Linked DNA regions of Homo sapiens: regions 2 and 3 are each linked to region 1. Evidence: chromatin loops called from intact Hi-C (ENCODE). Cell type or tissue: OCI-LY7. All regions are shown on one strand.

What was found. Peaks named below come from ENCODE experiments on the same cell type or tissue, not always from the same donor. Only the 100,000 strongest peaks of a DNase experiment are listed, where the experiment ranks them.
Region 2: a loop joins it to region 1, with 5 times the contacts of the local background. A loop is called at or near these places in 1 of 110 quality-filtered maps.
Region 3: a loop joins it to region 1, with 5 times the contacts of the local background. A loop is called at or near these places in 1 of 110 quality-filtered maps.

What each region holds. Positions count from the first base shown.
Region 1 is chr4:120,716,066-120,724,065 of GRCh38, reverse strand. All of the region lies in intron 14 of PRDM5 (PR/SET domain 5), which reads left to right. Among named protein-coding and RNA genes, the nearest start is that of PRDM5, 200 kb to the left of the region's middle. RefSeq lists an enhancer at 3,593-3,642. In OCI-LY7, a CTCF peak has its summit at 4,894 (motif pointing left); DNase peaks (open chromatin) are centred at 3,495 and 4,885; H3K4me3 peaks cover 1,530 bases; H3K27ac peaks cover 2,359 bases.
Region 2 is chr4:120,850,050-120,858,049 of GRCh38, reverse strand. It overlaps PRDM5 (PR/SET domain 5), which reads left to right. Exons shown (of 16, transcript NM_018699.4): 3 at 4,510-4,632. Among named protein-coding and RNA genes, the nearest start is that of PRDM5, 69 kb to the left of the region's middle. In OCI-LY7, a CTCF peak has its summit at 3,183; a DNase peak (open chromatin) is centred at 2,259.
Region 3 is chr4:120,866,942-120,874,941 of GRCh38, reverse strand. All of the region lies in intron 2 of PRDM5 (PR/SET domain 5), which reads left to right. Among named protein-coding and RNA genes, the nearest start is that of PRDM5, 52 kb to the left of the region's middle. In OCI-LY7, CTCF peaks have their summits at 1,198, 4,270 and 4,476 (motif pointing right); a DNase peak (open chromatin) is centred at 4,481.

The sequences.
Region 1 (8,000 bases):
GGAAGTATTTAATATTTTTCTTCCTAAATTTACCTTTGGTGATGGATTACTGGGTCTGAGACTATACACTTGTCAGGAATGTTCCATTGGTAAAGGAAACTCCCAGCAACATGCAAAAAAAAAAAAAAAAAAAAAAAAAAAATTCAAGCTATCTTAAATTTGTAAGACTTACTTTGATTTTCATTAGCAATTTTTTAAGATAAAACAACGAGGATGATACATGACAAGAGAAAAAGACAGTTACATCAGAAACCTGCTCTCCCAACTCTGACAATTTATTATTCTCTTAGTTGACTTCCATTCTGAATGTTATTTGAAACTCAACATTTTTGCCTTGGACACTATATATATCAGTCGGCATAAGTGTGTGTATATATATGTTTTTATATTTTCTGTATATCTTCTATATTTTTTATCATATTTACTTCCCTTATATTTCTTTCTCTTTCATTTGTACTTCCTTATATTTTCTTTACAATTTGCATTGATTTTTCGAAGTTTGCATCATAATTTTTTAAGATGGTGAGCATAACTTTTTTCTTGTAACAAAATTTTCCTTTTCATATGATTATTCTTCTTTTGTAAGATTAAAATAAAATCTAAACACTTAGTCATTATGCAGGGAAAGAAGTAATTTCCCATTAGATACTTTAAATAATAACACTCTTTCACTTAACCAGCATTCCTTTTCTTTCAAGGATTACAAAGGACATTCTTTACAATGCACAAGTACGTTGTTCTCAGAATTCTTATCAGCAGATTTTTTTCGGCTTCCTTTGTAACTCTTGTTATGTGTGTAAGAAAAATGTTGCTGTGTAAAAGAACTCATTCCCATTTTTAGAGTCAGGATTCTTAGACTGTGTTGTGTATTTTCATTTTTAATAGCCAGTCACTGACTTTGAATTTTTCGTTCATTGTCAGTGCTATGCTTCAATGTAAGCTGGAAGTATTCTGTGTCACTAGGATAGGGCCATTAGAATATGGTGTAATGATTGGGAAGATGTAGGCAGTAGGATGATTTTTATCCCAAACTAACCAAAAGCCCAACTGAAAGGGCCTTAAAAGATGAGGATTTATATTAAGTCACATGACAAGAATTTCAGAGGAAGGGCCATCCATGGTTGGTTAATAGCTCAACAGGGTCGTTAGTGGCCCCAGCTTTTCTCATGTCTCCTGCTGTCCTCAGCCAGCTCCTCGCGTGCTCAGCACATGGCTGCAGCAGCTCCAGCAGCCTCTCCTTATGTGGTCTGTATCAACAGGCAGAAGAGGCCTTTTCCAGAATCTCCCATAGACTTACCTTCTCTTCTCAGTAATCGCAGCCAGGTCGCATGCTCTAAGCTAAACCCATCACTGCACGGGAAGTGGAATTGCTGTCATTGGTTTAGCCCATCAGTCCCCAAATGCGTCTGCAAATCAGAATCACCAGGGAATATTTCAAAACTGCCAAAGCCCAGGCCATACCTCAGACCATGAAATCACAATCTCTGGGGGTAGGCATCAGCATTTTTTGAAGCTCTTCGGGTGATAACAATGTGTAGGAAGTGTGGAGCCAAGGCTTAGCCTGATCAAGGGTCACTCTTTTGGCTGGGCTGGGAAGGGTCCTCCTCCAGGGTGCTTAACCAAGCAGAAGGCAACACCCAAATAGAATCAGGGTTCTGCTAGCAGTGATATAGACTAGGGAAGAGGCTCAGGTAGGAAGCAGAGTCACCCAAGACACAGGCCTGGGATTACAAGTGCCTTATTTTTTGTTCTGCTCTCTCTGATTGTGTAACTGTCAGGGTCATGACTACGCTAAATGTCACGCCCAGGGTCAGGTTCTGATCCGTGCTGAGGTTCGAGGGAGTGGGTGGATGAGCAGAAAGAACACTCGGGGGATCGTAGGCAGGTGAAAGATGATTTTATTCAGCAGCAGCTCTCATCAACAGCTTTCTCACACTGTCCACCCTGTCTTGGCTGCTTAGTCCGGCAGCCCCCATACACATCTGCGTAGCCGGCTCTCCCTTGCCTTCAGGGGCAGTGGCTTAACTCTTTCTCTCTTTGGCCACAAGCAAGCCGAACGTGTCCTGGCTCCCCTCTGTCCCTCTGCAAAGACGGACAACTCTGTCTCTCTCTTTCTCTGGGCACCCGCGTGCCCACCATGTCAAGCCATGTTGAGCTGAGCCTGTCAACAGGGCAATTATACCTTTTACAGATAATAGTGGCTTAGAGCCAAGTGATGGCCTTCCCATGTTACGGCTACATGGCTGTGATAACAAGTGGAGTTCTACACCTGCGCTGTAGACTCGCTGAGTCACTCTGGATGTTTACCTCGACCTATCCTTTACCAAAGCACAGCCATTGCCTTACAATAACCTTGATCACGTTTTTAAACAAATGTTTCTTCATTGTAAAGTGAGAATAACCATAGCAAATTTGCAGCATTGCTTAACAACTTAATGGGAAAACAGTCTCTAAATTTCTTAGCACTTTGCCAGCCAGCAGAAAGTAGGCAGTTTGTGAACATAGGCAGCAGTGTCGGGGTGGTAGAGTATAATAGTAGTAGTAGAAAGAGTAGGAGTTCTTACTGATGCTGTTTTTGTCATTGTTATTATCATTACAATGCTTATGGTAGAGGATGGTGAACTAGATCAGAAGTTCTCACTTCTGGTTGCGCATTAGAGGCACCTTGGGAGCTTTTAAAAAGCTAGTGCCTGTCCCTACCCAAACTAGTTAAATCAGGGTGAGGGTGGGCCCTAGGCATCAATGTTTTTAAAAAGATCCCTAGGTGGTTTAAATGTGCAGGCAGGGTTGAAGTCCACTGGACTAGAAATTAGGAGAATATTAGGGAAAAGTTTAGTTTCATCAGTTTTGTCTCACGATTCCAAATGGACTAGTTTGAGTCACCCTGCAGCCCCAGGAAAACAAGGCTTTTGAGCTGGTTTGGATGATTCTTTGCATGCTTTATGCCAGATAAGCTCTTTTAACACCTCTATGCAAGTGACAGGACTTTCTGGCTGCCCAGCCATTTCATTTATACACACTATTCTGTGGGCCTCAGAGTGGATTAATTAAAAGGGACCAGGTGCCTCCTTGTTTCTATTTAAAGACTGTATGCAACACTTTAATATAAAAATTGTATCCTATTCACTGTGCTTGTTTTTAGTGTTCTATGTGTTGCTTGTGCAATTCATTTTCCTAATTTATAGAAGTGTGTTTTTCATTAGCTACAATGCAAAACCAATTATGGATGTGTTATATAGAAACCTGCTTTAAATATTCTCCTAGCTTCCTAAGAGTTATAATTTTTAGATGCATTGTTTACTAGGCCATGGGTATGTTTTGTCATATGTTGAAAGATCACACTGGCTATAAAAATAAGACGGTGAATAAAAAGCCACAAAAGCTATAAACATCTGTAAAAGAAGTTTTCTAAGCAAGGCTGCTTGTTAGAGGGAAACTCAATGCATTTTGATTGTATGCAGCTGGTGGCACATGCACTTTCAGAAAGGGGCCCATTAAGAGGAACTGTTAGATATATGGCATGCCGTACTGTGGGCTGTAGCTCTGTTCCCTCAGCTGTGTGTAATAGAAACCCATGGGGCCACACTTGCAAACCCTCCTCTAAATTTCACCCACGATTCTGTTGCGAATTTGGTTTATAGAAGCAAGTAGTCATCTTTTGGTCTCAAAGCCCATCATGCTAAACGAAGATTACTAATCTTACCTGACTCCTAGAAAAGTGGAGGACTCCGAAAATCACAGCATGGGTTTCACAGCCTCTGCCATGGTGAGGAGCACACATCAGTCTGACCTCTGATCAGTGGTCAGGACCACCACAGGCCCCTGTCTGTAGCTCTCTTTTATTCTTGGAGGATCTGTTGTGGGATTGCCATATGAAGTACAGATGTTGGCCCAGTTATACACATACCCTATCATATAAGAGTACAAGAAGCCCTTTACTCCAGACACATGTGAACAGCTTGGCTATGCTGGGGTTGGGGAGAGAAGGGCCAGGTTTTGGGAATCTACTGCTCACCAGTCTGCGTTTTTGTGGCTCACAGTGAGGCCAGTCCCTGGAGCGCTGGGTTGTCTCAAAGCAGGCATACAAGACAGTTTCTGACTTCTGAGATGGTTCAATGTTTACATGATCCATCTTCCTGATATCAAAAATAGTTCCCCTAGATAGAGAAAGACAAAACCCCTGATGCAGAAGGATAATGGCGATATTTTTAAGTTTTAGAATAGCATGAAAGCAGCTTTTAGAAAAACAAATTTAACTTTTTAGGAGAAAAATGTGAAATCTACAGAAGCAGAGAATAGGATAATGAATCCCCAAGTAGCCCCAGCCCAGTTCAACAAGTATTAATTTTTTTTTCCATTTATAACTTCCTCACTACCCTAGCCATAAAACTTGAATTTTTATATGTAAAATTAAAATTATATCTAATTCAAGGTGTAAGTGTAATTATGACGTAGACATCTTTATATAAGGTCTATTGTAGAATTTGTTCATCTAGATTATGATAAAATTGAATTATGGGCATCCTAAGATCAAAGATATTTTCATTCTAGACCAGTGCTTTTCAAAAGTGTGGCTCGCAGACCAGTGGCAGCCCACAAACTCTTTATTTCTGGTCTATGATAAATAAAGAAACCGTGAAGAAGTGTTTAGAACTCTTACAGCATTTTGGCATTGCTGTGACATTCAAGTACATGATAATTTTTCTAGTAATTCGTTTTTAATATATTTTATAAAAGCATCACTCTGCAACAGACTGGGAAAAAGTCTTTAATTACAGATAGTTTGAGAAGCACTGTCTATAGTGTTTCTGTGGTTTGCCCCCCAGGGGACGTTTGGCAATGTCGGGAGATATTTTGGGTTGTCACAACTGGGTGGAAGATGGAGTGGGGAAGGGTGTACTACTGACATCTAGTGGGTGCACAGGACAGTCCTCACACCAAAGAATTATCTGGCCCTTTTGCTGAGATCCAGAAACCTTGCTCTGGACCAGAGTGGGGAGTTTAAGTACTCTGTGCCTTGTCTAAGGAAAGTTTGGCAAATAGTTTCTTAGTACAGGCTAGAAAGTAAGTCAACAACTGACTGTCTGTAATCTTCCTCACAGTTGAGGCTCCATATTCCACAGTGGAAATTAGTGAGACATTTTGCAGAAGAGAAAGTTTGAGGGTTAAGTGAACCTGCCCCACATCTTTTAAAAATATAACACAAGCCTTTTTTGTTTACAAGTCAGTGTCATCTATGCCACAGTTTGTAATGTGTCTGACAGATCAGCCACTATGGTAGCAGCTGAGAAGATGGGAAACTAGGAATTTATAAAATTTAGTTTATGTAGAAATTTCATATTTAAGAAATTCACACCAAATCTGTGCCTCATGGATTTTTTTAAATAAAACACTATTTTGCTTTCAGCTGAACCTTTGTTTTTAACATTTTTGTTAAGGCAAACTTCTCTAAAATCAATGATATACAATTAAAGGCATTAAAATGTTCCACTTTTGCAGAAAGGTCTAAGTGTAAATTGATGATGTGGTGTTCTCAAGGTCTCTCCTTAGTGAGAGTCCCTTATGAATTTTTTAGATTTTCTTTTAAATTTAGAAATAGGAAATAATTATCTGATGAAATATGTCATTTTTGTGAGTTTTAATAGAGTAAACATTAATGGCTATAAAATAATCTAATCTAGAAAAAGTAGCCAAACAAAATTAATTTGGAACAAAAGGTATGCGTACCCTTTAAGTCCTAAAATGTCTTTCTGTGTGTGTGAGAGAGAGACAAAGACTGTCTTCCACATCTGATTCCTCTTTGATAAGCTTCTCTAAATTTTATATGAAATCCAGGTTGGTCACATGGAAATTATTTCATTAAGTGCATACACTGTGGCTTTATTACAGCTTTGAGCAAGACAAATAGAGAAAAGGTGTATCCCTAGTGCATTCACAGAAGATATAACCACAGAGGAGCTAGTGTTTCACTCGCAAGTTGAACCTTCTCCTAAGCAAACTCATGATTATATATGTTCAGAAGACCACAGGCTCTGACAGTCCTCGCCATGCTCACTAGTCTTCCTGTTTTCTTTCATTGCCTACAAGTTTCCCTTTCTCAATTTCAGTAGAGTCAGCTATCACGGTCATGAAAGAGAACTATTAAGCATCATTCTATGATTTTGTGACACCTTTACCTTGGCCTCTGACTATAAGAGAAAGAGCTCACTGATTTTATTTTCCATTTTATTTGATTGTGGTCTAATGTAAACCATAGACAGCAACCACAGGAAATCTTTGGATTATGTACCTACTGTATGTGGATCATCCACCTGTGATCCATTCTGGGATGGATCCATCCAGGGATCCGAGGTTGACCCATCCTTATCCTTGGTAGCCTGTCTGATGGGGTCATACCTCTAATCTTTTAGTCAGGAATTCTTAGCTCAACTAAAAGAAAGCTTCTAATCAATTTCTATTTCTAAAGACTTCATGTTCAGAGTCCTCCAAAGTATATCTAAAATTTAACTTTGTTTCTGTAGAACCCTCTCAGATGATGTTGAGATTTATTAATTCAGTTTATCTTATCAAAAAAATGTAACATTTGAAGATACTGTTCTTTTATATAGGTGGGCATTAACTACACAAAATACGACTTTTTATTACCTAGATTACAAGGTGCAGCACATAGAGCTGTGTAAATCCTACCTTTTGAATGAAATCTGCCAAGTATTGTTTGATTAAAGCTAGACTGATGAGACTCCTGATTAATTCTGCCTCTAATAGATTACACAGTTTAACTGACAAATACATTGCCTCCATTTAGTAATGATTCCCAAGTTGTGATGACAAAGGACAAGCTATTTGTCAGTTAAACTATGTAATCATTCAGAAACAGAATTAATCAAGAACCTAATCATTCTTTCTCTACTGAAATTCAGCTAATGAGTTAAAGTGTATAATTTATACTACATATTCCACTCAGGAAGGCTCTAGAGGCAATGAAGTTTTTTTTTTTTTTTTTCACAATGTTCAAAGAAAGGAGCAGGAACAGAAGTCAGTGCCTCTCCAATCTTATCCCCTGTACCACTCAGCCTGTTCTTCTAACTGTGTTGACCATGTTCTGATTGGTATTTCTTTGGCATGGCTTATTAGGGGTAATGAAAAGAAATTAGTAAGGGAGGGTCTATGTGAGGGTTTACTCTCTGAGAAAGAAAATGCGTTTATTTTCTTCTATTTTGGTTTATTTGGTTCTCTTAACTTTAGAGGTGAGTGGCCTATGACCTCTTGGCTCTGCCTCTAGTATAAGAGCCATTTACTAGAGCAAGAATTCTCTAAGACTTGCTTTGATGACATTCACTATAAATTGGAATCCTTTTCCATGGTAGGCATTAGAAGTTCCTTCAAGGAGCACTATAGACAGTCTGACTAGTATCTGCCATGAATTATATATCTTCTTGTGATATCTTCAGGAATAGTGCAGGCTCTGTGTAAGATCTGGGATGAAGAAGAGAGGCATTTGAAGGACAAACACAGCTGCCTGTTGATATACTTAGTTATGACAGAGAGCCTTTCTTGCCAGACTAACATAGAAGTATGCTCGTGGGGCCTTCATGTGCTTCTCTTAGGGCAAAACCCCAAAGACTCCCTGGCTTTAAATGGTTCTAGGTAGAGAAGAGGGAGTCCAGGCAGATTGAAAACTACTTAATCAAATGGATTTCTCTTCAAACTTCTTTAATTGGAAGAACCTTTCTAACACTACACATTTTATCCTTTACTTTTCTGCCAACATGCATATATAAATACATGGTTGTTGTACTTGTAGTATATTGTGAAGGAGAAAATAAGGAAAGGTAATATAATTTCAACGACATTTGTAAGTGAAGTATATTAAATTAATCAGCAATAGCATGTATAAACATGTGAAAAATATCAGTATGTGAGTGGATAATGTGTGTGTGTAAGTATATAAGACATTATTCAGCTAAAGCAATGATTAATACGTGTTTGCATTTTTAAAC
Region 2 (8,000 bases), 130 kb before region 1:
TGCTGCCATTACATTTTACCATACATTAAATCAAATTTTATCTATCAGTTACATTTTGCCACTTCTGGGGGGCAAATCTGGCTGACTGGCTTTGCTCTTGGAGCCTTGATGGAATGTATATAGTTAGTGAAAAATTCCTTAGGCATTTGAAATGATTGAAGGAAAATAATAGAGTAAGCAACATTGTAGACTCGTCTTTGAAAATTAACCATCCAAATAATAATTGAGCTTCTCTGTCTATAGTTGACCCAATTTAACAAATAAAATATTTAAGTTTAGGGAAAGAAGATTTGTATCTCTCTCCCCTGCTCCCTATTTCCACTTTCTTCTTTCATTTACACGTTAGGGTTTTCTGTAATTGAGCTGAGATTTTTTGTGGTTTCCTCTGTCTTTTTCTGGGTGGAAACACAAAATCAACTATGACATATTCAATGTTGTGAACTTTTAGGCTGAAAAAAGGTACAGATACATGGTAGCAATGACCAGCACATTATTTCTCTCAGATACTTGAAAAGTGACGTCAGTAGCATTCAACAGAGGCTAGACCCTGCCAAGTTCCCATAAGGGAATAATTTCATTAAATGTGAAGCAGCAAAGTCATACAGACATGAACAATTATATTGAAGCATAAAAGTTTTCATTTTCACAAGAAGGTATCTTTCCCTTTCCTACTTTATTTTATTTTACTTTGAGAGATAGAGTCTTGCTCTGTTTCCCAGGCTGGAGTGCAGTGGCGTGATCTCGGTTCACAGCAACTTCTGCCTCCCGGGTTCAAGTGATTCTCCTGCCTCAGCTTCCCAAATAGCTGGGACTATAGGCATGTGCCACCACACCAGCTAATTTTCGTATTTTTTAATAGAGATGGGGTTTTACTATATATTGGCCAGGCTGGTCTCAAACTCCTACCCTCAGGTGATCTGCCCACCTTGTCCTCCTGAAGTGCTGGGATTACAGGTGTGAGCCACCTTCCTGGCATGTTTCCTACTTTAGCTAACCTTTTTGTGTAACTACTGTAGGAAGCCTGTGCAAATCAAACAGGTTTTCGAACTGAGGTGGTTTTTACTACACGATGAGACTGTTGACTTCATCATTGGCCCCAGGTATGCAGAAGATGATCCTAAGTCAGATAGTAACCAAATACACTTCATTTCCAAGAAAATTCAAATAAAAGAAGATGGTATTTGGAAGACTAAGTCTTGACAGTAACATAATACACTTTGGCAGCAAAAATTAGGGAGATGCTGAAACATGGTACTAGGAGGAATTTTCAGTCTTTTTTATTCCTTAGATTTAAAAAATGTTCAATTTATTACCTCAGGGTTCAGTATCAAATTAAAATAGATAAATGGAGACTTTAATAATAGCCAGCTGTCTGGAGTTGTTTTGATTTGGTGTCTCTGGGAAGAGGAATGATGGATTAGATTACTTTTGGATGTCTCTTTCAGATGATATGTCAGCAAGGCGAACTCTGTGTTTAGGGTAGTGAGATAAAAGTCGTGTGCACAGGTAATCTACCAGCTTTGGTGGAGTGTTGAAGACTAGACTGGTGCAATGAGGAAATGGCCAGCCACTTGAAAGCTGGAGAAAACAGGCAGGCCCCAGAGAGCAAAGACTCTCTAAGAACTTAAAAGTTGTTTGGGTAAGCATATTTGGAATAAAATGGGCAGTGATTCTGTTAATGAACAAAGAAAGTTATTTCAAATATGAATATGTAGGTAATGTAGTATATTGCTGGTTGTGATAGTGTTGTTCTGAGAATAAAGATAAATCAGCACATAAATTTGTGTGTATTAAAAGTGATACATTTCAGAATAGTTTTAGTATAAAATCAAATTATGTATTTCCCTTAAGACGGAATATTGTGTGAGAAAGTGATAGACAGGAAGTGCATATGTCTAATGGACTGAAAAGGAAAATAAGTTGCTAATACTGAATAATTGAACATAGTTGGGGCTAAAGGGCCTGGGAAAAAGCTGAAATACACAAAGAACAAACAATGCCCCTGGTAAAAACTCAAATATTCTTACTATAATAAGTCACAGAGAAATATTTCTTCTGTTTCGTATCTTTGAAGAAAGAATTCCAGATGTTAAACACATCTGATATATATTGTGCTTACTACTGAGTGACAAATGTATGATTAAGAAGGGCCATAAACTAATTTCTCTAAGTAGTGCTGTCCTCTCAAACTGAGATATGCCTGGGCAAACCCATTTGTGTTTCACTACACAAAGTTAGTTAGCTTGTGTGGATTTCAGTAACAGTTATAGATTTTCAGTTTCAATTCTACTGAGAAAATTTTTCTTTCAAGTATTAGGTGGCATTGCCACCTGCTGTGCTTAATTTGGCTTTTTGTCAATATAAACAGTTTTGGTGCTATTGCTGTGAGGGTACCTGAAAGGAAGGACTTTATATCCAAATATTTAAAATTATTTGTTTACTCTGCCAAAAAAATGTGAACTGACATGCCCATTGAGGCAGAGGTGTAGAGTGTACATTCTCTTTACCATATCAGTGTTGCTGGACATTTTTGGAATTTCCCAGTGGGCAGTGAGTGTTCTGAGTCGAAGTGTAAGTAGGGAGGCAGAACAATTTTCAGGCACCTCCCAAAGCAGATCTTTTCAGTGAGAGTTTGTTATTTAGTGAGAAGTGTTACAAATTCCCATACCTTCACATATAAGCATCTTAAGTATGTAAATATGAGGTATTTATAGTCCTAAATTGCTCTTTTAGAAATTACAATATGAAAAATTAAATTCGTGCTTCCCAGTGATGGTCTGGCATTCATTATTGAGGATCCTTGGGCACTTAAGAAAACAGGAATTGTTTGAGAAACATGGCAGTATGTCACATATAAGGAACAGGCAGACTGTATTCTTTCCTGGGTATTATATATGAGAATCTTTAAATATCAGTTTTTGCAGTGCCTGTAACAGATGTGTCTTTAAAATGTTTTTTGGGTAAAAATAACTGTACCTGCCCAAAGTAACTGTCTAGATGGATTCCTGGTCTGTTGGTCCCCGCATGATCTGGTGTCTGCCAATCTGTTAGATCTCAATGCCCACCACTTTCTCGGTTGCTCCTTCTGTTCCAGCCTCATAACCTTCTTATTGTTCTTTGAATGCACCTAATTCATTTCCAAACCGAAGGCCTTTCTCCTTGCCTTTCACTTGCTGTACCCTCTGCTTGGAAACAGTCTTCCCCTAGCTCTCTACTGGCCTGTTCCCTCCCTTTAGAACTCTTAAGGTCCTCTCATCAAAGGGCTTTTCCTGATGGCCTCATGGAATAGAGCCCTTCTCTTAGTACTCTATTTTCTCCTGCTCTGTTTTAGTTGTCATCATAGTACTCATCTTTACACGAAATTATATTCTACATTTGTTTACTTTTAAGTTCCATGTGCTCTGGGGCTTTGTCTTGTTCACTGAAAGATTCTTGATGCCTTCAGCCATTAAGGACCCAATAATTGTTTGTTGAATGAACAAATGATTGTTCAGATGTAGCATGAAAATACATACCTTATTGGACTGATTGTCTTTTATTTTATAAAATAAAATTTTGGAAATCTAGAATTCTTATCAAGTCTGCCAAGGTGAATTTGTAACCTGTATGTTCGTGTTACTTGGTGTTGGAGATATGGAGTGCTAATCACTCACTCCTTTCCTTTTTTTTCTGGATTCTAATGGAATAGAAACATGAAATCAGAGTTGAATGGTGATTGGTATATAAGTTTTATAAACTGGGCAAGTCCCTAGCAACTGATAATGCAGGGGTTTTGGAGAAGCTAGATTTCAAGTAACTTGGGTTCAAGAATGTCCAATGGGTTACCTGCTTTTGGAGTTACTCCCCTCCTCTCTCCAGTTGAATGTAGAGTAGGCCTGAGCAATGAGAGCGTATGGTCTGAGACAAAAATCAGAGAGCCCACCATCCTCAGCAATCCATGAGTGGGCCATGAAAGGATAAAATGGGATTGTTTCATTCATTCACAAGTAAAGAGCATAACATTTTGTTTCATTGGATGTCAGATTCCCGCTGGCTAGATGAGCAGGTTCTCCTTTTATGGAGATGATTCTGTAAGCAGGTCCAGAGAGGAATTGAAATGATTGCTCCAGTTCTACCCCTCTCAACTGGGAAATAAGCAGTATGACCCTTCTCTTTGGAGAAAAGGGGAAGGTTGCAATAATGATTATTCTCTGAACAATTGTGATTGCAATACATATACTGGAATATACTTACAAACCGAAATAATTTTGACCAGAAAACAACTATCAACGTAGGATGTTTCTGAGAGTTCATTGCAATTGTGAGTCATCTAGACATCTGCCAAATGAAATAGTAGGCTGTATTTCTACATGTGTTTAAGAGAAGAATGCATGTTAGTCCAACTTCTATTTATCACCCATCAATAAAAAAGGTATATACTTATGAAAAAACGTCATGTCCTAACCTTGATGTGTTTAAAGGCTAATATTCTGACTTCCATTGTAAACTCAGGAGCCTTTAATGTTTCAGGTTCGTGGGAGTAAGGGAGAAGTTTTGTACATTTTGGATGCTACCAACCCACGGCACTCCAACTGGCTTCGCTTCGTTCATGAGGCACCATCTCAGGAGCAGAAGAACTTGGCTGCCATTCAAGTGAGCTTATTTGCTTCTCATTTGTACTATGCACTGTGAGGGGGGATGAATTAATATATGACTGTACTCCCTGTTTTAAATTTGTTTCCCAATGACCTCCTTCAAATAACAGTAACTCATAAAAGCAGAGAAATCTCATCTAGTCAGCATATGTAGGAAAGGGCAAGCCTAGCTGTAAACTAACACCAGGGTACTTACTTTATGAGAATTCCTGAGGGAATGAATTACACAGTCTGATATTGTCCTTGGCAGATCTCGCTTTCAGGTACTTTTATTTCATTCAGTGAATATTCATTGATATTTTAATTTGTTTGATAGTTTATTTTGTTCATAGTACTATACCCTCTGTTAGTGTTTGGGAAAGGCTTTATGGAGAAGGTTTACTTGGGGATATTCCCTGTGACCAGGCTTTGAGCTTGTCGGAGGTGGTGTGTTAGTCAGGGTTTCCCAGAGAAACAGGTGCAGTGGCTCACGTCTGTGATCTCAGTATTTTGAGAGGCTAAGGTGGTAGGATCACTTGAGCCCGAGAGGTCAAGGCTGCAGTGAGCCATGAAGATGCTGTTCCACTTCAACCTGGGCAACAGAGCAAGACTATGGCTCCAAAAAAAAAAAAAGAAAGGATATATCCTTATATATCCTTTTTTTAATATAAAAAATATATAAAAATATATATATGGTTGTGTGTATATATGTATTTGTATATGTGTGTATATATGTGTGTATACATGTATATGTTTATGTATGTGTGTATATATACGTATATATAAAATAGGGGATTACCTCACAATGATTATAGGAGCTGGTAAGTTTAAAATCTACATTGCTGATGTACCAGTTTAAGTCTAATGGCCAGAAGCTGCTATAGAACCAGGAAGAGCTGATATCCCACTTGGAAACCCATCAGGCAAGAAGAGCTAGCGTTCCAGGTTGCAGGCTGTTAGGAGAATTCTCTCTTACTCTGGGGTAGGTCAGCCTTTTGTTTGATTCAGGACTCAGCATGATTGGATGAGGCCCACCCACATTATGGAGGGCAATATACTTTATTCAAGTCTCCTGATTTAAATGTTAATCTTTTCCAAAAACACCCTTACAGAAACACCCAGAATAATGTTTGACCAACTATCTGGGACCCTGTAGCCTAGTCAAGTTAACATGTAAAGTTAACCATCACTGGTGGGAACCGTGTTTTATTGAATTCCATTTCCCTGTATCCTAGCATACTGCTGGACAAAACATTAGGTTTTGATACAAACTATGAGTTGAACTTAGGTGATCCCTCAGTGGAAAATAAGGCAAGAAGAGAAAACGATATAGTTTTTAGAGGAGCCCTATAGTTAGGGCTTCTCTAAAACACATTGATCAGATGACCAAAAGAATAAGGAAACATTAAATTCTGGCAGATAATTGACTGATTACATGTGAAAGCTCATCTTCCTGGATTCTAAACTTCAGAAGAGGAAGTAAAGCTATGGTTGGCAAAAGTAAGAGGGGAAGGGAAAAGAATAAGACATGAACAGTATTTGAGAATCTACCATGTACACTGTTCAAGAAGCTTCATATACATGTGGTCATTTATTCGTAGAAATTCTGATAGTTTGACAATTTGTTGACATTACACTGATTTCATTCAATTCTCAATATAAAATCAACAGTAGCAAGAAGGAAAAGGCACAGAATTAAGTTTTAAAGTAACTAGCAAACAGTCATCTAGACTACTTAATTTCCTAATGTCATCTAAACAATTTTTTTCAGTACAAATGAGTATTAGATAATCAATGTGACTACTGTCCCTTTTTGCATGGATACATGAGAGATGACTCTTACTAAACAGCTGAGGTGACATGGAAAATAGGATCTCTGGCAGCCGGGGATATTCAAGCCACTTTTCCAATTATTCATGATGGCCATTGATCCAACCACAAGTTTAAACTGATGTTTTTTTTTTTTTTCTTTTTCAACATGTAGACATTATTTTTTTCCAAGTGTTTATATATTTTTTCATGGCTTTCTGAGGCAAACTCATCCATGAGAACATCATTTATGTCAATATTTTAATTTACGGACTCAGTTTGTTTCTTTGTAAATGTTACTATTATTAAAATTGCCTATAGAGCCATGAATTTACCTTAAGCCAACCCATTGTTTTGGTAGGTTCTCCATCATTGTGATTGTGGAGAATATTATTTATGCTAGATGGTTTTTCTTTTCAGGTGTAAATAATGATTTTAAGCCTTCTCCAAATTCCTTCAGTTTCAGAAATGTCTTCCTATTGCCTATTATTTCTGTAGAATCAGTAGGTCTCTTTCTTTGCCTAAACTTACAAAGTGTTATGTGAGTTTCATCTTATATTTACTTAGGTAATACTTGTTTAGGAGTTCCCCTTAACTGAACATCTTACTTGTAATGATCCCTTTAGTTAATGGAAAACAGTGTCAATAAGTATTTATACCTTGATCTTTCACCATTTACTCTGCTACTCTACTATGCCCTGTATGTTATCATATTGTAGGCACTTCGCTCATTTTCAGTAATCACATTGTCTAAGACTTACAGTTTTCATGTTCATTTAGTACATTCCACGCAGTACTTTTCTTCCTCTATATCAACTGTGTTTTTTCCTTGAAAGAAAATATAAATCACAAAAGATGACAGGTACTCCAAGAAATTATTAATGACTTAACAAGAGGAGTGAGGGGGGATTAGAACAGGACTTATGTAACTGGTGGGCTCTCTGAAATTTCACTCTTGAATTATAATCTAAGTATGTTCAGAAGCCACTCTGAGAGGCTTTTGGTGCAGAGCAATGACAGTGGCTTTCATTTCTTTTAACACTGTTTTGCACTTTCTTAATAGGGATGCAGTGCACTGCTACCATATTTTTTGTCATAGATTACAATAGGGATCTTTGTTAGCTCCCTTGAGGTAACATCTTTCTTATTTTGAACAGTAGCTGGAGTAGAGGATTGCTGAGGGTTCAAAATCACATCTGAGCTAAAGGCAGAGAGCATAATAGTTGGGTCACGTGGCTGAAAGAGATTTCAGCCTTCTAATTGGTTGGAATGATCTCCTAAAGATTGCATTCCAGAAACATTGAGTTGGTAAGGTCATGATGTTTCCTGCATAACATTATGAATCACTTGCATTCCAAATTGCATCTGAAGTTTGGGGTATTCAGGAAATTTTTTATTTGAGCTGTATATCCCAGGAGTGGAGTAAATGAGAAACATTTGTGACTATGTGGCTTGCTCGGTGGAAAACGTCAATACTTGGTCCAACTTTTTTGGACAAGGGATTATGAAGTTGAGGTCTGTTTTGGCAGATAATTGGAACTCCTTCTTGGAGACTTGATTATATTTCTAGTTTTGCAA
Region 3 (8,000 bases), 150 kb before region 1:
AGCCTCCCACCACCTCTTCCCTACAAGGTGCTACAATTGCTTCCTGAGCAGTGGCTGTAGTCCCAGGCCATAGGACACACATATACTTCCTGTCAGAGCCAGAAGCTCAGATGCTTCAGAGACATAGACAAAATCTGCAATCTGGGACCAGTTTCCTCAGTATACCCACAGTATCAGTATTGGGCAAGAAAAAGAAACTCAATTTCTTCTTCCCCCTCTTTGGCTAGATTTTTTTCACAATAGTGTTAAATAATAAAGCTAATAGTAATCAATCTTGTCCTAATCTTGATTTCAATGTCATGTTTATGTGTTTTACCACTAAGCATACTGGCTTTGATTTAAATTGGCTGTTATTTGCATTTTAAAATGATTTTTTTTTCTTAGTGAACTAAGAGTTTTTTTCAGGAATCTTGTGAAAATTGAAACCAATCACATGCAGTTAAGCTGAATGTTTCATTTGCTTTAATCTTCTCTTGTGATTCTGAAGCAGAAATCCATTTTAAATTCCACATATTTGACTTAAATCTCTATTTTATCTATTAAATAAAGACAGAAAACATTTCACCTCCACTGCTTTCTACTCCCACTTTGCATGCTCTGTTAATGTGTGATTAAAGTCATTATTATTAACTTTACATATTCATCTTCTACTTCAATAATAGAAGCTGCTGGACTTTGGAGTTCCTGATTTTGATTACTTGGACAATTGACTGTGAAATTTTCATTAATGATAGGAAGAATAAGTTTTAGTGTTCTGTAGCACTATAGAGGGACTATAATAAACAACAGTATATTGTATACTTTCAAATAGCTAGAAGGGCGCATTTTGAATATTCTAAACACAAATATCAGATAAATGTTTGAGGTGATGTATATGTTAATTACCCTGATTTAATCATTACACATTAATATATGTGTATGAAAATAGCACACCATACCCCATAAATATGTACAATTATTATGTGTCAATTAAATAAAAAAACTGGATAAACATTTAATAAAGTGTACATAATAGCCCAAAATGCATGAGGAGCTAATAAAAAAACAGCTATTTAATAGTTTCTATCTACTATCCCAGAAAAATTATATACATGGGTGCTGAAAAAATAAGTACCTTTTCTTGCAGAAACTTTCTATTATTTTTTGAGAAATCATGGCAAATAAAGGCAAATGAAGCCCCTAGTGGGGAAAAAGTAGATTTTGGAAATTATGAAGTTCTTCAGTTACAAAATTTTGGAATGAAATAACCGACATATTGTTGGAGAGTATTCAGAACACTGGTAAACATGAGAAATCTGTAGGATGTTTTTAATGGTCATGTAAACCCAGGAGAGTCCAATAGATATAATGACTTTTGATTTGAGTGAAATGTTTGACAATGACTATTGTAAATTTTTGTGGGAGGTGAAGAAATGTGGATTGTGTGATAGTAAACTTTGAAGTACTGATGGATAGTTGGCCACTTATAGCCGGAGTGTTGAATTTTAATTGAAAAGCAGGCTCTGTCTTGGCTCTTCCTGTTCAATTATTTCTATCAAAGACTCATGAAAATTGAGCACATATCTTGAGCCCACTGTCTGTACAACTAGAGTGAAGGGAGGGGATAGATACTGTTTTTTTCTCTTCTTAAAAATTGTGGTCAGGGCGTGGTGGCTCACGCCTGTAATGCTAGCACTTTGGGAGGCCGAGATGGGTAGATCACTTCAGGTTAGGAGTTCGAGACCAGCCTGGCCAACATGGTGAAATCCTGCCTCTACCAAAAAAATACAAAAATTAGCCAGATATGGTGTCACATGTCTGTAGTCCCAGCTACTTGGGAGGCTAAGTCATGAGAATTGCTTGAACCCATGATGCAGAGGTTGCAGTGAGCAGAGATTGAACCACTGTACTCCAGTTTGGGTGATGGAGTAAGACTCTGTCTCAAAAAAATAAAATAAAAAATATGGTAAAAACACATAACATAAAATTTACCATCTTAACTGTCCACTTACCACTTTAAGTGTAGAGTTCAGTAGTGTTAAGTATATTTACATTGTTATCAAGCAGATCTCCAGAACTTTTCTATCTTGCAGATCGGAAACTCTATATCCTTTAAACATCTCACCTCCCCACTACCCCCTGCCCCTGGTAATCACCATGCTACTTTCAAATTCTAGGAATTTGACTACTTTAGTTATTTATTTTTTTAGAGACAGGGTCTCACTGTGTCACCCAGGCTTTAGTACAGTGGTGCGATCATAGTTCACTGCAGCCTTAAATTCCTGTGCTCAAGCCATCCTCCCAGCTCAGTCTCCCAAGTAGCTAGGACTACAAGTGTGCACCACCACCACTGGCTAATTTTTTATCTTTTATTTTTGTTGTAGAGATTAGGGTATGTTGCCCAGACTGGTCTCAATTTCTTGGCCTCAAGTCATCCTCCTGCCTCGGCCTCTAAGGATTTGGCTACTTTAGATGCCTCATATAAGTATAATCATACAGCATTTGTCCTTTTTCATGACTGATTTATTCCATTTGGCATAATGTTTTTAAGATTCTTCTGTGCTGTAGTGTGCAATAGGATTTCCTTCCTTTTTAAGGCTGAATAGTAATCCCTCGTGTGTATATACCACATGTTGTTTATCCATTCATTCCTCAGTGGAAATTTGAGTTGCTTCTCCCTCTTGGTTATTGTGAATATGGGTCTGCAAATATCTCTGTGAGATCCCACTTTGAATTATTTTGGATTTACACCCAGAAGTGGAATTGCTGGATCATACCTCTGTACAGGTTTTTTTTTTTTTTTTTTTTTTTTGAGATGGAGTCTTGCTCTGTCGCCCAGGCTGGAATGCAGTGGCGTGATCTCAGCTCACTGCAACCTCCGCCTCCCGGGTTCAAGCAATTCTCTTTTCTCAGCCTCCTGAGTAGGTGGGATTACAGGCGTGTGCCACCACGCCTGGCTAATTTTTGAATTTTTAGTAGAGATGGGGTTTCACCATGTCGGTCAGGCTGGTCTCGAACTCCTGACCTCATGATCTGCCCACCTCGGCCTCCCAAAGTGTTGGGATAACAGGCGTGAGCCACGCACCTGGCTCTGTACTGTTTCAATAGCAGTTGCACTATTTTACAATCCTATCAACATGGCACAGAAGTTCCAATTCCTCTATATTCTCACCAATTCTTTCTTTTTTTTTTTTTTGAAACAGTAGCCACCCTAATGTATTTGAAGGATCGATAATATTTTAAGATACTTAGCATTCAAAAAGCTTTTAGTAACTAGAGTGATGGATTAAATGCATATATGATGAAATTCAGAGTAATTTTTTAAGTTTACGATGGAGGATACTAGACTTAATATTGACCTATATGCAAATATCTTACTTGATTTTATACGGACATTTTGGTTAGCAATATTATTTGGTGGCAATAACAAAAACTCAGAATGCAATAAAAGAAGTAGAGTGGTCAGATTACAGGGAGAGAATAGTGCTTTGGTACTGTGTACTGGTCAGACCATATCAGGAGGGTCGTGTCAACATCTGCCTGTTAGACACAGACCTGGAAGTTGATAAACATCTGACGTGCCACAGGGAGCCATACCCAGAAAGGGTCTGGAAGCTGTGACCTGTCAGTCAGTGAGGGAACTAGGGCTCAACCTGAGGAAGAACAGAAGCAGATAGTTGTCTTCATATGATTTAAAGTGGTGTCATGTGGAAGACGGTGAAGGCTTAGCTTTCCTGTTCGATGACAGAACAACAACAACAACAACAAAACATTATGTGGAACTAGAGAGAAGTGTGTTTCTAATCAACCTGAGGAAAAACTTTCTGGCAGGCAGAAGGGTACAACTGTGAAACCTGCTGATTCACAGCCTAGAGAGTTCCCTCTTCCCATGTGGAGAGGGAGGTGTTCAAGGATAGGCTGGATGATGGCGGGAGCATGGCTGTAAAGTATAGTCTTCTACTGGAGGGGAAATCTGGCAAGATGAATCTATATTCTGTGCACAAGAGAGTAGGAGAAGGTAGACAAAACATAGTTCCAGAGGCAAAACCTCTAACATATAGTAGGTGGTCATTCTTGCCTGCCCAGGCTCAACCCTACCTAGACTCTGAATAAATCTCCTTCTTAGGAGGAATCTGAAACTCTGTCCTGACTGCTGAGAATCCACTCAGGGGTGATGCTGAGCTACCGTCCGCTCCACACTGCCACCAAATGTCACACGGAGCCCAAGGTCTGACCCACTGCAAACCTCTCTGAACCTTGTTCTTCAGAGTTTCCTGCCTCACACTTGACTCTTTACAGCTTCACGTTTAATTCACACTCACACATGTGCCTTTCCTCTTGCTGGTCCCTTTACTTGGACTGTCAGCTCTTTTCTCATCCGTACTCACTCATTATTTTTCCTGGGCTGGCTTAGGGGCCTCTCCCTGCTATTCTCTGAATACCCAAGGCAGGTCAGGCAGGTGAGGTTTTTCCCCCACCCCCCACTAGGTGGCTGTTCCCCCACCTCCCACTAGACTGTGAGCTCTTTCCAAGCAGGTCCTAGATGTTGATCTTTATTAGTGCAAACAATGTTTATCGAATGAAATAAAATGGGGCAGAGTCTTTTGTTTGTGTGTCCTAGTGCCTAGTGTAGTGCTTAACATGTAGTTGCTTAATGATTTTTGGAGTAATAGAAGACTTAAATATTTGTATTTCTTTCACTCGAGGTCATAAAATCATCATATGGCTCTCAGAAACCTTAATGTGGTTGGGATGTGCCTGGTGAATCAGAGTTTGAGACCAGCAGGCCTCCACTTTCCTCCTCTTTCCTGCCTCTCCCTCCCTTCCTCTGTCTCCTCCGTCTTCCCTTCCTTCCTCGTCCTTTATCTCGCTGTTTCTCCCCTTCTCCTCCGAGTCCTTCTCTCTGCTTCTTCCTCCTATGTCCTCCTCTCCTATTCTTCCTCCTTCCTCTCTCCTCTACTTCCTCCTCTTTTTTTTTCTTTGTTCTTTTTTGAACTGTGCAGTCTCCTTACACAGTGCTCTCATGTAGACTTTGGCAGACTTTAAAAATTCTGTAGTTCATGCATGGGTTAATTGAGGCTGAGTATTTCACAAGATCTCAGATGCATGAGTGCTAACAGAGATTCCAGACCTCTGTGTGTTGACATGAGGTTTTTTTTCAACATGGCAAAGGAGGATCAAAGACACCTTGTTCAATTTCTACACATTTGCCTTTTTATTTACTTGTCTTTCTAGTTTTTCTGTATCTGTGCCAGTCTCCTGATGCCAACCATCTGTTGATTCTTTAATATTATAGCAACACAGGCTCTGTTTGTATTCATGGTAGTTTACAGTTTTATGTTTGCCAAGACCTTTTGTTGTTTTTATGTACTAAATTAAATGTGAGGACAACAGGCAGGCTATGAGTGTCTTTATGAGCAGCTTGATTTATTTGTATCAGATTATATAAGCTGTCAGGAGGTTACCTTTTGGTCTGTTTAGCAACCAATTGTAGGTCTAATTTATGTTTAATGTAAAAAAGTGAATTCAATGAACTTTTTAAAAGTTAGGTATTGTATTTTCTACAAGTGAAAACCACTTGCATGAATGTAACTACATTGCACAATGGAGGCTCTGCAAACACTGCTGAAAAAGTATGCATAATATTCTACCTGAGAAGTTTTGTTTTCTTTTTATATAAAGAAGATTAATGTTCATGGACTTGAATAAATTCCATTTAATGATTTGGTCTATAATTTCCTTGCCCTATGATAAATGACTACTCAGAAGTACTTTGAAGAATTTTTAGTGCAGCTTAGATAATTAATGTTTTGATGTGTATATTTGTTACATTTTAACTTTTGATTTAACAATCATGTTTTTTAAAAAAAATCTGTCAGGCCATAGAGATCGATGGAAACATATATATGTATATTCTTTTGTCTGCATTTAAGGTAGTAGTTTTATATTTTATAAATCTCAGACATTTCAAATCCCAAAGGAGGGCTATGTTGATATATTGCCCAGGACTTGCAAGTTGTTTCCAATTTGCATATTAATGAGTAGATTGTAGGTGACATGGAAAAGAATATAATATTCATAAGTATGGAAGAGACTGTAAATGCCTTATTTTTATCTATAGGCTTCATTTTTAGGTCAAAGAGAGTGTAGAATTAGTTCTCCATAAACAAAATCTGTTTTCTTAGGAGTTGTCCTGAACAGTAGTGTCAGGACATTTAATCATCTAATACTCCTTTGTGTTACCTACTATCCATGCCACCTTTTACAGACAGAACACATTAAGAAGCTTTGGTCCCAAATAAATTAACAGGTTTTTCTTTAATTCTGTGGCATTGCACTTTTCCTTGTTACCATTGCAAGAGGACCTGTCATCATTCTACTAAGTTTGTATCATCTCTCTGGAGGAAAAGGACTTTAATGGATTATCTAATCACTCATTCTAACCTCTAGGTTCATAGGCCCTTAATCTAGAAATCTGAAATCCAAGAGGCTCTGAAAACCACATTTAGAAAAAAATAACTCATTTAGAAGCAAATCCTGACTTGTACTTATGTAAAGTTGTTTGTAGCTTTTTGTTTTTATCCTACCTAGCTAGCATTACTATTTATACATTTAGTTGCAGAAATGTGAATGTGCTTGATTATGGAATGGTGTCCCAAACCCTGCAGAAAATGTTATATAAACACAGTATATATGCCATATTTTCTTTTCCAATAAGTTTTTTTAAAATCAGCTATGCAAAACCTCTGATTAAGGAATTTTGATACTATATAGGAACATTTCCACTTCTTGTTTAGGTAAAAAAGCCCAAGAACTATAGATATTTCCATAGGAGAGACCCATTAAAGGAAAGTATAATAGGGTTACAATATGTGAATAAAGCAGTAGATGTTAGAGTCAGTAAGAAACTGTTAATGAAAGTAAAATATTATGCATATTCATGATACAGAACAGCATAATACCCATATTTAAAATCTGTCTTGAAGGAGTTCATTGGCAGCGCCCAATGTTGTTCCCATTTCACTCAGTGAACACATTTGGAAGGTGAAGTTGGGTCCAGTTTGCTTGTCATTAGAGTTTAATATTAGGGTTTTTGTATGTGCTCAGGCCAAGTTTTTCTCACTTTTGTGCTAACAGCTGCCAATGAAGTGAGATATCTCTGGACAAAGAAGGTGTTTTTGTCACTTTGTAATTTTAGATGACTTATTTTAAAGGGTAGTTTGTTGCAAAATTAAAAACACTCCCTTGGGGAAAGCCCCAGATTTGTAAGCATACTTTAAAAAACTCAAACTAAAGTTACATAATACCTTTTGAGCATCAGTTTTCCCAACTGCTTCCCTTTATTGTGTTCTACATCTGTATTTTTAATGGTTTATTATGTCTTTATGAGGTGAAAAGAGCAATAGAAAAAATATTTATGGTCAATAGTTTCCTTATGTGTTAAATTCTTGATACAAGTTTGATGTCTCTATATACACTGGTGAAAGTGTACTCAGACCATTCAGTAATAAATGAAAAAAATATATAATTTAAGCCTTAAGATTTGGAGAAAACTGATGAAATGGGAAATGTAGAAACATATGTTTTGGTTTTTTAAAATTTTATTTTATAAGAGGAACTGATTTTCTCTATTTGTAATATGAGTTAGTATTAAAATTTATGAAGATCATTTAATATTCCCTATACAACATTTTTTTTTCTTATCTCACAGTTGTGTGGGTGAGAAGTCCAGGTAGGTTTTCTGCTTAAGGGTCTTAAAAGGCCAGATCAAGGTAGTGGCAGGGCTGGGTTCTTATTAGGAGGCTTTGAGGATCAATTTGCTTCCAAGCTCATTCAGGTTGCTGGCTGAATTTGGTTCCTTGAGATTGTAGGACTTAGGTCCTTATTTTATTGCTGGCTTTTGGCTAGAGACTGTTTTCAGTCCCTAGGTCTGCGAATGGCCCCTCTCAGGCCACCCTGTGAGCCCCTCAATCTCAGCAATATGTCAAATCCTTTACACATTTTAATATCTTTAACTTCTA